Linked DNA regions of Homo sapiens: all the other regions are linked to region 1. Evidence: chromatin loops called from intact Hi-C (ENCODE). Cell type or tissue: natural killer cell. All regions are shown on one strand.

Region 1 (2,500 bases):
CCACCTGGAGGTGAGGCTCCGAGAGGCCCACCCAAGGGCCATGATGTGATGAAGACAGACTCTAAATTGTGATTACGTAGCGAAGGCACTGCAGATATTTGGGGGTCAGGACTTTTACGTAAGGAATTTGAGGGCCTTTCTGCCACATAAGAGGGAGTGGCTCTGGGCCTGTGTAACTGCCCTAACTTGGGTTCTCACCCTGGGGGAGTCTCCACCCCCAAGATAACCTGGGAATGTGTGGAGACATGTCTGGTTGTCACCACTGGGGGAGTGGGTGCTACTGGCATCTAGTGGGTAGAGGCCCGGGATGCTGTCAAATGTCCCGCAGTTCACAGGACATCCTCCCCAACCCCTAAATGTCAAACGTGAGGAGATTGAGGAGTCCTGCTCACCGCTGCTTCTGTCAGCCCTTTATTTTGTACTTGTTGTCAGTCATATGGCTGTGGAATTATAGGCTATGGGGCATTAAATTACAAAATTTAGTACCTGTGTTTGCTGACATAAGTGTAAGGATGGTTGGACTCTGATCTAATATTTGGGTTCATGATGCTTTTAGTTTTTTCCTTTTTTAAAAACGTCTTTGTCATTCATTTAAATATAAGCCTCCAAAATTGATATAGGCCAGGCACGGTGGCTCACACTTTGTACTCCCTGCACTTTAGAAGGCCAAAGCAGGAGGATCACTTGAGGCCGGAAGTTTGAGACCATCCTGGGCAACATAGTGACACCCCCATCTTTACAAAAAAAGTAAAAACATAATAATTAGCCAGAGGTGGTAACACATACCTGTAGTCCCAACTGCTCAAGAGGTTGAGGCAGGAGAATCACTTGGGCCTGGGAGGTTGAGCCTTCAGCAGGCTATGATTGCACCACTGCACTCCAGCCTGGGCAACACAGTGAGACCCTGTCACTAAAACAAAACAAAATGCTGATATAACACTAAGATTTATATGAGATCCAGGCCACATTGGGGGATGGGGCACCGCCTGCCTTTCGAACTGTAGGGTACGCTTCAGAGTTTATTTTTCACAACTTCACAGGCCACATCATATGTGTAGGTGAACCCACTGCTGACTCCATCTACTGCCAGAAAGAGACTCATCATGGTCAAATTAAATTCTTCATATGTCAGTGAAAAATCAGTGTCTTAGAGATATCATGACCAGAGTGCATGTATTCCTGAAATTTGTTTGAAGGCCCGGTGCACATTGTGTAGAAACTGTGTTCAGTCTATCTAAAAGATAATTAAAATCCATAAATTAATTTCTGGCTGGAAAATAGGTCATAATGGATCTGGATATCAGAAGTGCTAGGTTAAAGACCACGGTCATCAGGAAAATAGGATGAGCTCCTGCTCCGTGGAAGCAGTAGCATCAGTGCCTTCCAAGGCAGTCTGCTCTGAAATCTTGGGCACGTGCATCTGTGTTGAACTGTGGCCAGAGGAGGAGAGGATGAAAGGGAGGCAGTGCTCTTTTTCTTACATGCATTGTCCGGCTCATGTGATGTGGGTTTCCCTGGTAGTGGCTTGCTCTTGCTAGGTGGAGCATTTTCAAGAGGGCTTCCTTCCTGTCACCATAGCATCTGCCGTTGACGTGCATGTGGGCTTTGGATGAAAGCCCCAGCCAGCCACTAATTAACCCAGAAGGGTGGCAGGGCACAGAAAGGACCTTTTCTGAATGCCTCATCATGGGGATTTTTTCTTTTCTTTTCTTTTTTTTTTTTTTTAGATGGAGGCTCGCTCTGTCATCCTGGCTGCAGTGCAGTGGCACAATCTTGGGTCGCTGCAACCTCCATTTCCCAGGTTCAAGTGATTCTCCTGCTTCAGCCTCCTGAGTAGCTGGGATTACAGGCGTGCGCCACAACGCCCAGTTAATTTTTTTGTATTTTTAGTAGACATGGGGTTTTGCTATGTTGGCCAGTCTGGTCTCAAACTCCTGGCCTCAAGTAATCAGCCCGCCTCAGCCTCCCAAAGTGCTGGGATTAACAGGCGTGAGCCACCATGTCCCGTCAGGGATGATTTTATTCTGTGAAAAGCGGCATTCCTTTTCTAACACAAAACCTCTCCTCTGCTCTGCCCTCCCAACCCTGTAGCCTCATTTCCTATATAGTTGTTTTCATACTGATTATCTCTGAAGACATTGCCAGGTCGTTTTTGTTTGTTTTGAGACAAGGTCTTGCTCTGTTACCCAGGCTGGAGTACAGTGGCACGATGTCGGCTCACTGCAGCCTCCACCTCCCAGGGTCAAGCGATTGTCGTGCCTCAGACTCCCAAATAGCTGGGAATACAGGGGCATGCCTCCACACCTAGCTAATTTTTGTATTTTTTGTAGAGATGGGTTTCACTGTGTTGCCCAGGCTGGTCTCAAACTCCTGGACTCAAGTGAGCGACCACGCCCAGCCGACATTCCCAGGTTTTCTTTACGTTTTAATAAATATGAGTAGTCCATGTTCAGAGTAGAAACTATACAACGTGTAGAAAGATACACATGCAATTGGGAGC
Region 2 (2,500 bases), 170 kb before region 1:
AGCTTAAGGACTGGACATCGTTCCAGAGGTACAGGTATTAGTGATTTGACTTAGGGAAGAAAGAATATGCAATAACAGGGAACCATGCACATACTGGATCTATTGTATTTTGCGTGTTGTTTTTAAAGCTGAAAAAATGCGCTTGTTTCGGAACTAGATGACAGTACCTGTTTGCAGGTCCACAAGGAAACCTTGGAACAATGCTATGCTTTTTAAGCGTTTTATGACTGCATTGTTTTCATAATCACTGAATTCTGTTTATAAATCAGCTGATTTCATTGACGGATGCCCTCAGGGCTCTGGAGAATTAGGCGTTTTGCTGCAGAAATGGTTCAGAATTTCAAAGACATCAACGTGAGATTGTACTGGAATTGAGTTGTGATAAAAGTCCTAGGGTGCTTTAAATCTTTAAATCTGGTTATTTGTTTGTTTGTTTTTTGAGGCAGAGTCTCACTCTGTCGCCTAGGCTAGAGTGTAGTGGCGTGATCTCAGCTCACTGCAACCTCCGCCTCCTGGGTTCAAGCAATTCTCCTGCCTCAGCCTCCCGAGTTGCTGGGATTACAGGCGCCTGCCACTGCACCCGGCTAATTTTTGTATTTTTAGTAGAGACGGGGTTTTGCCATGTTGGCCAGGCTGGTCTCGAACTCCTGACCTCAGGTGATCCGCCCACCTTGGTCTCCCAAAGTGGTGGGATTACCGGCGTGAGCCACTGTGACCTGCTGTTTTTGTTTTTGAGACATATTTCATCTATCATGGTTATTAAGTGTTTTGTTTTTTTGCATTTCTCATTGGTGTTTTTTGTTTGTTTGTTTGTTTTTTTGAGATGGAGTCTGGCTCTGTCGCCCAGGCTGGAGTGCTCAGCTCACTGCAACGTCTGCCTCCCAAGTTTAAGCAATTCTCCTGCCTCAGCATCCCGAGTAGCTGGGATTACAGGTGCCCACCACCACCACGCCTGGCTAATTGTTTTATTTTTAGTAGAGATGTGGTTTCACCATGTTGGCCAGGCTGGTTTCGAACTCCTGACCTCAAGTGATCTGCCTGCCTCGGCCTCCCAAAGTGCTGGAATTACAGGCGTGAACCACCACGCCTGGCCTCATTAGGTTTTTTTTTTTTTTCTGAGTTGCTGCTACACTACTGGTGTTACAGAGTGAATAAACATAAAAATTATATTCACAACTCAGACCACATTGTGGGCTGTGGAGGTGAGAAATAGGAATCATCTCTAAATTTAAGGTCTTCTGGCTGAGCTCATTTGCTTAGAATGGCTGAAGGTTTGGTTTTCATGAGATGAAATGCCAACCTCAAGTGGTTCTGGGTTTCCAGACCAGTTTTTAGTTTGTTTAACTTGAGAGAATTGATATGTCAGCTTTAGTTTTTGTGTGTAATTTTTGGTGTTTGCATCTGTTTTCTTCTTTGTGAATATTGAATTCGCAACATAACTTTGTTATATGAAATGATGCTCATACACTTGCGCAGTGCATTAGAAAGCCTGCCAGGAGCAGTACTTGTAGATTTCCGTGTACCAGCAGGATGCCTAATGCCGACCATGATTAATGCTCATCAGAATCTATGTAGACCTCCATTTGTCCTTTGATAAGCTGAAATATTTGTGTCTACTTTTTAAAAAACCTGTTGCTTCTCTTTATGGTAATACTCAGAAGGCACTCACTGTGAAGAGAGGAGAAACAGGAAGTAGAATTTTTTACTATCTAGATTGATGCACCTATCTCCCCTCTCCAGAGACCAATGCATTTAGGCCCCAGTAAGAAATTTAGTTGTAATGAACCATAAAGCAGATGCAGAGTATATTTGGGAATATACCTTATCTGACTCCACAGCCCAACCCCTTTAAGAGGAAAGAGATGGCACAATATATTTTGCTTTAAGCCTTAGACTGGTCTTGACTTCATATTGGAACCACTGAATTGCTTCAGCTGTGAACTGGAATCCTCTCCTGTCTTTGTTGTTGAGTGATGACACTCTTAATTAATCATTTGCTTATTTGCCATCCAAATCACCCTATATAATCTTTCAGAAGTGTATCTCAGAGAATGACCCTAAGTCGGCTGACCTCTGAAGCCTGTACCAGAATTGACTTTATTTCTTAAGCGCACACTTCCTGTGCTTTCAAGGGGCAGCTGTCTAGGTTTAGTTTCTGGGAGTTTGAGGCACAGAGGTATGTAGGGGAATGGGAAGGCCAAATGGTAAAAGCCCCTGGGACGTGGAATCTGTGAGTACACTAACCTTGAAAGAGATTATGAAAACAAACTTTAGAGCATTGTTGAAGCACCATCTACATAATTTATATCAATGAAGACAGTAACTTATTAGGAAGACAGGATTATTAAAATTAACCATTTTCATCTTTCTACAAAAATAAAAATCAAATCAATTTTAGTTCAGATAATTGTATGTGAAGCTTTATAAGTGAAAATTTGAAGTTAGCAAAATTATATAACCTTAGTTAATTATATTAGTGTACTCAAACTAAATATAGAAT
Region 3 (2,500 bases), 110 kb before region 1:
CTGGAATGCTGAATTTCAGACGTGCTAAAGGAGGGGTTGCAGACATTGTGTGGAATGCATTCAGACCCCAGATGTGGGTGCAGGAAGGCAGGCATGGCACAGCCAGGTAGAGACTGGTTTCCAGGCCCAAGCAGCCTTCAGCAGCTGTGCGCCTTGTTTCTGATGTTGTTTGGGAGTAAGAATAATGTAGACATGGGGGGTCATGAGGCTCAGGGTAAAAACTTCAAGGAAACCTCCATGGCATGGTTGGGCGCAGTGACTCATGCCTGTAACCCCAGCACTGTGGAATGCCAAGGTGGAAGGATCGCTTGAGGCCAAGAGTTGGAGACCAGCCTGGGCAACATAAGGAGACCCTGTCTCTACCAAAAAAAAAAAAAAAAAATGACCAGGTATGGTGGCGCACACCTGTGGTCCCAGCTACTCAGGAGGCTGAGGCGGGAGCCTGGGAGGTTGAGGCTGCAGTGAGCTGTGATTGCACCATGGCACTCCAGCCTGGACCACAGAGCAAGACCCTGTCTCAAAGAAAGAAAGAGAGAGATAGAAAGAGAGAAAGAAACCTCCATGGCAGATGCATGGAGGAATGGGTTAATATCTAGAAATACGCTGAGTGGTGGAGTAAAGAAAACCCACAATAGAATACCTGATGAATGTGGGGAAAGCACTTCTGAGCTCCTCTAGTTTTAGAAGACCTAAAAAGACGATTTAAAAAAACAAACAGGAGAGCCCTGTTATTGTTGATGTCTTCCAAAACGAACGTGCATTTATAAGCCAGGTGGCATTTTAATGTCACGAGGGGGTCCATTCTCCCATCTGTCTCCTTTGCTTTTGTTAGAGTCAGTAGCTTCTAGGTCTGCTTGACATTGGAGAGGATACTGAATGCAGAAAATTTTGTTTAATTATAATGATTTGATTTTTTCCTTCTGTATTCAAGTTTGCCTGCTTCTAATGAATTGGCAGAAATGAAGAGCTTGCTCAGATTTTGCCAGGACCATTTAAAAGCAATTAAAATCAATTTAGTTATTAAATTTGAAATTATTGTCTGGCTAAATGATAGTTTAAAATTCAATTTATACTGGCACTTACTTTTTAATGAACAGACCACATCACACATTTTTATGTTCTCAAATTATCTGTGGCTTTAAAGCTGTAAAAAAAGGTGCTCTTTTAAAAAAGCCCTGCATGTTTCCTTTTTCCTCTCTACTTCCGCTAAAATATTTACATGTTTCTTTTAAAATAAGGTGAGAAAATCCCCTTGACTTCTCAATTTTAAGAAACTATACTTATCTTTTCATCACAAATGTTCATTTATCTGTGTTGAAGTCAACCCAAGAAATCTTAAAATATAACGGAAAGAAAATGTTTCTGGATTTTTTCCCGAGAATACATATACTTTTAAATGGCACGTTTTACCCATTGACTTTAATTCCTCCCTCCCTCCATTACATTTTTAGATGTGTTCAATGAAACGTAGTCCTCCCCCTTTAAAAAAATGGACCGAGCATCACGTGTGAGGCTGCAAAGAGGCTCCCTGCCAAAGCATCTTATCTGCCGCTGGTAAAGCCCCGCCCCTCCGTCAGCAGCTAACCCTTGAGCGGGATGTGTGCTTGTGCCGGGTGCATTGCATTAAGAGAATGCAACTGAATAGAGAAGGATCAGGACCTTTTGTGCAGAGGTGGGGAGTGTTAAAAAGGGGGAGGCCTGGGTGGGAGGGTGGAGTTAGTGGGAGATGGGTATGCTTAGTGCTTAAATTCCCTGCATTCCCTAACACGAATTTAAGAAACTCACACAGTAAATGAGTCAGGGAGAGGGAGAGACAGGGAGAGAGGGAGGGGAGAGGGAGAGTTCCTTTCATTCATGACAGGATGAACTTTGCATGCTTCAGAACAATTTACATTTTTCCTTATTTCTAGGTACTTTTTTGAACTAAGAACCTGGAGGGTGTGTGTGTGTGTGTGTGTGTGTGTGTGTGTGTGTGTGTGTGTGTGTTGGTGTGTGTTGGTGGTGGGGTTTTTTTGCCTTATATTTCATAAATATTTCTTGGTTGATTAAATGTCAATAATCGCTCATTTCTGGTTTGTAAAGCTGTTACCTGATCCTTGAATACCACGAATATTTTGTACATTCTAAATAATTGAGAGAAAATAACAACGACAACAAAAAGACACAAATAAAAAGCATCTCCGCTTATTTAAGAAGAGTAGATCTGTGCGGGGCGCTGTGGCTCATGTCTGTAATACCAGCACTTTGGGAGGCCGAGGCGGGAGGATCCCTTGAGTCCAGGAGTTCGAGACCAGCCTGGGCAACATAATGAGAGGCTCTTTTTTTTTTCTTTTTGAGACACGGTCTCATTCTGTCGCCCAGACTGGAGTACAGTGGCACTATCTCAGCTCACCGCAACCTCCACCTCCTGGGTTCAAGTGATTCTCCTGCCTCAGTCCCCCTAGTAGCTGGGATTATGGGCGCGCACCACTACCACCCGGCTAATTTTTGTATTTTTAGT

The links. A loop is a pair of places that touch in the nucleus more often than their neighbours do. Peaks named below come from ENCODE experiments on the same cell type or tissue, not always from the same donor. Only the 100,000 strongest peaks of a DNase experiment are listed, where the experiment ranks them.
Region 2: it touches region 1 in a loop (5-fold over the local background); 11 of 110 quality-filtered maps call a loop at or near these places.
Region 3: it touches region 1 in a loop (4-fold over the local background); 6 of 110 quality-filtered maps call a loop at or near these places.

Annotation. Positions count from the first base shown.
Region 1 is chrX:9,642,950-9,645,449 of GRCh38, forward strand. All of the region lies in intron 3 of TBL1X (transducin beta like 1 X-linked), which reads left to right. Among named protein-coding and RNA genes, the nearest start is that of GPR143, 120 kb to the right of the region's middle. In natural killer cell, no CTCF peak of the experiment used is centred here; a DNase peak (open chromatin) is centred at 1,562.
Region 2 is chrX:9,474,453-9,476,952 of GRCh38, forward strand. The region is part of intron 1 of TBL1X (transducin beta like 1 X-linked); the gene reads left to right. Among named protein-coding and RNA genes, the nearest start is that of TBL1X, 11 kb to the left of the region's middle. In natural killer cell, no CTCF peak of the experiment used is centred here; a DNase peak (open chromatin) is centred at 1,189; H3K27ac peaks cover 980 bases.
Region 3 is chrX:9,529,417-9,531,916 of GRCh38, forward strand. All of the region lies in intron 2 of TBL1X (transducin beta like 1 X-linked), which reads left to right. Among named protein-coding and RNA genes, the nearest start is that of TBL1X, 66 kb to the left of the region's middle. RefSeq lists silencers at 1,393-1,687, 1,514-1,583 and an enhancer at 1,399-1,970. In natural killer cell, no CTCF peak of the experiment used is centred here; a DNase peak (open chromatin) is centred at 1,545.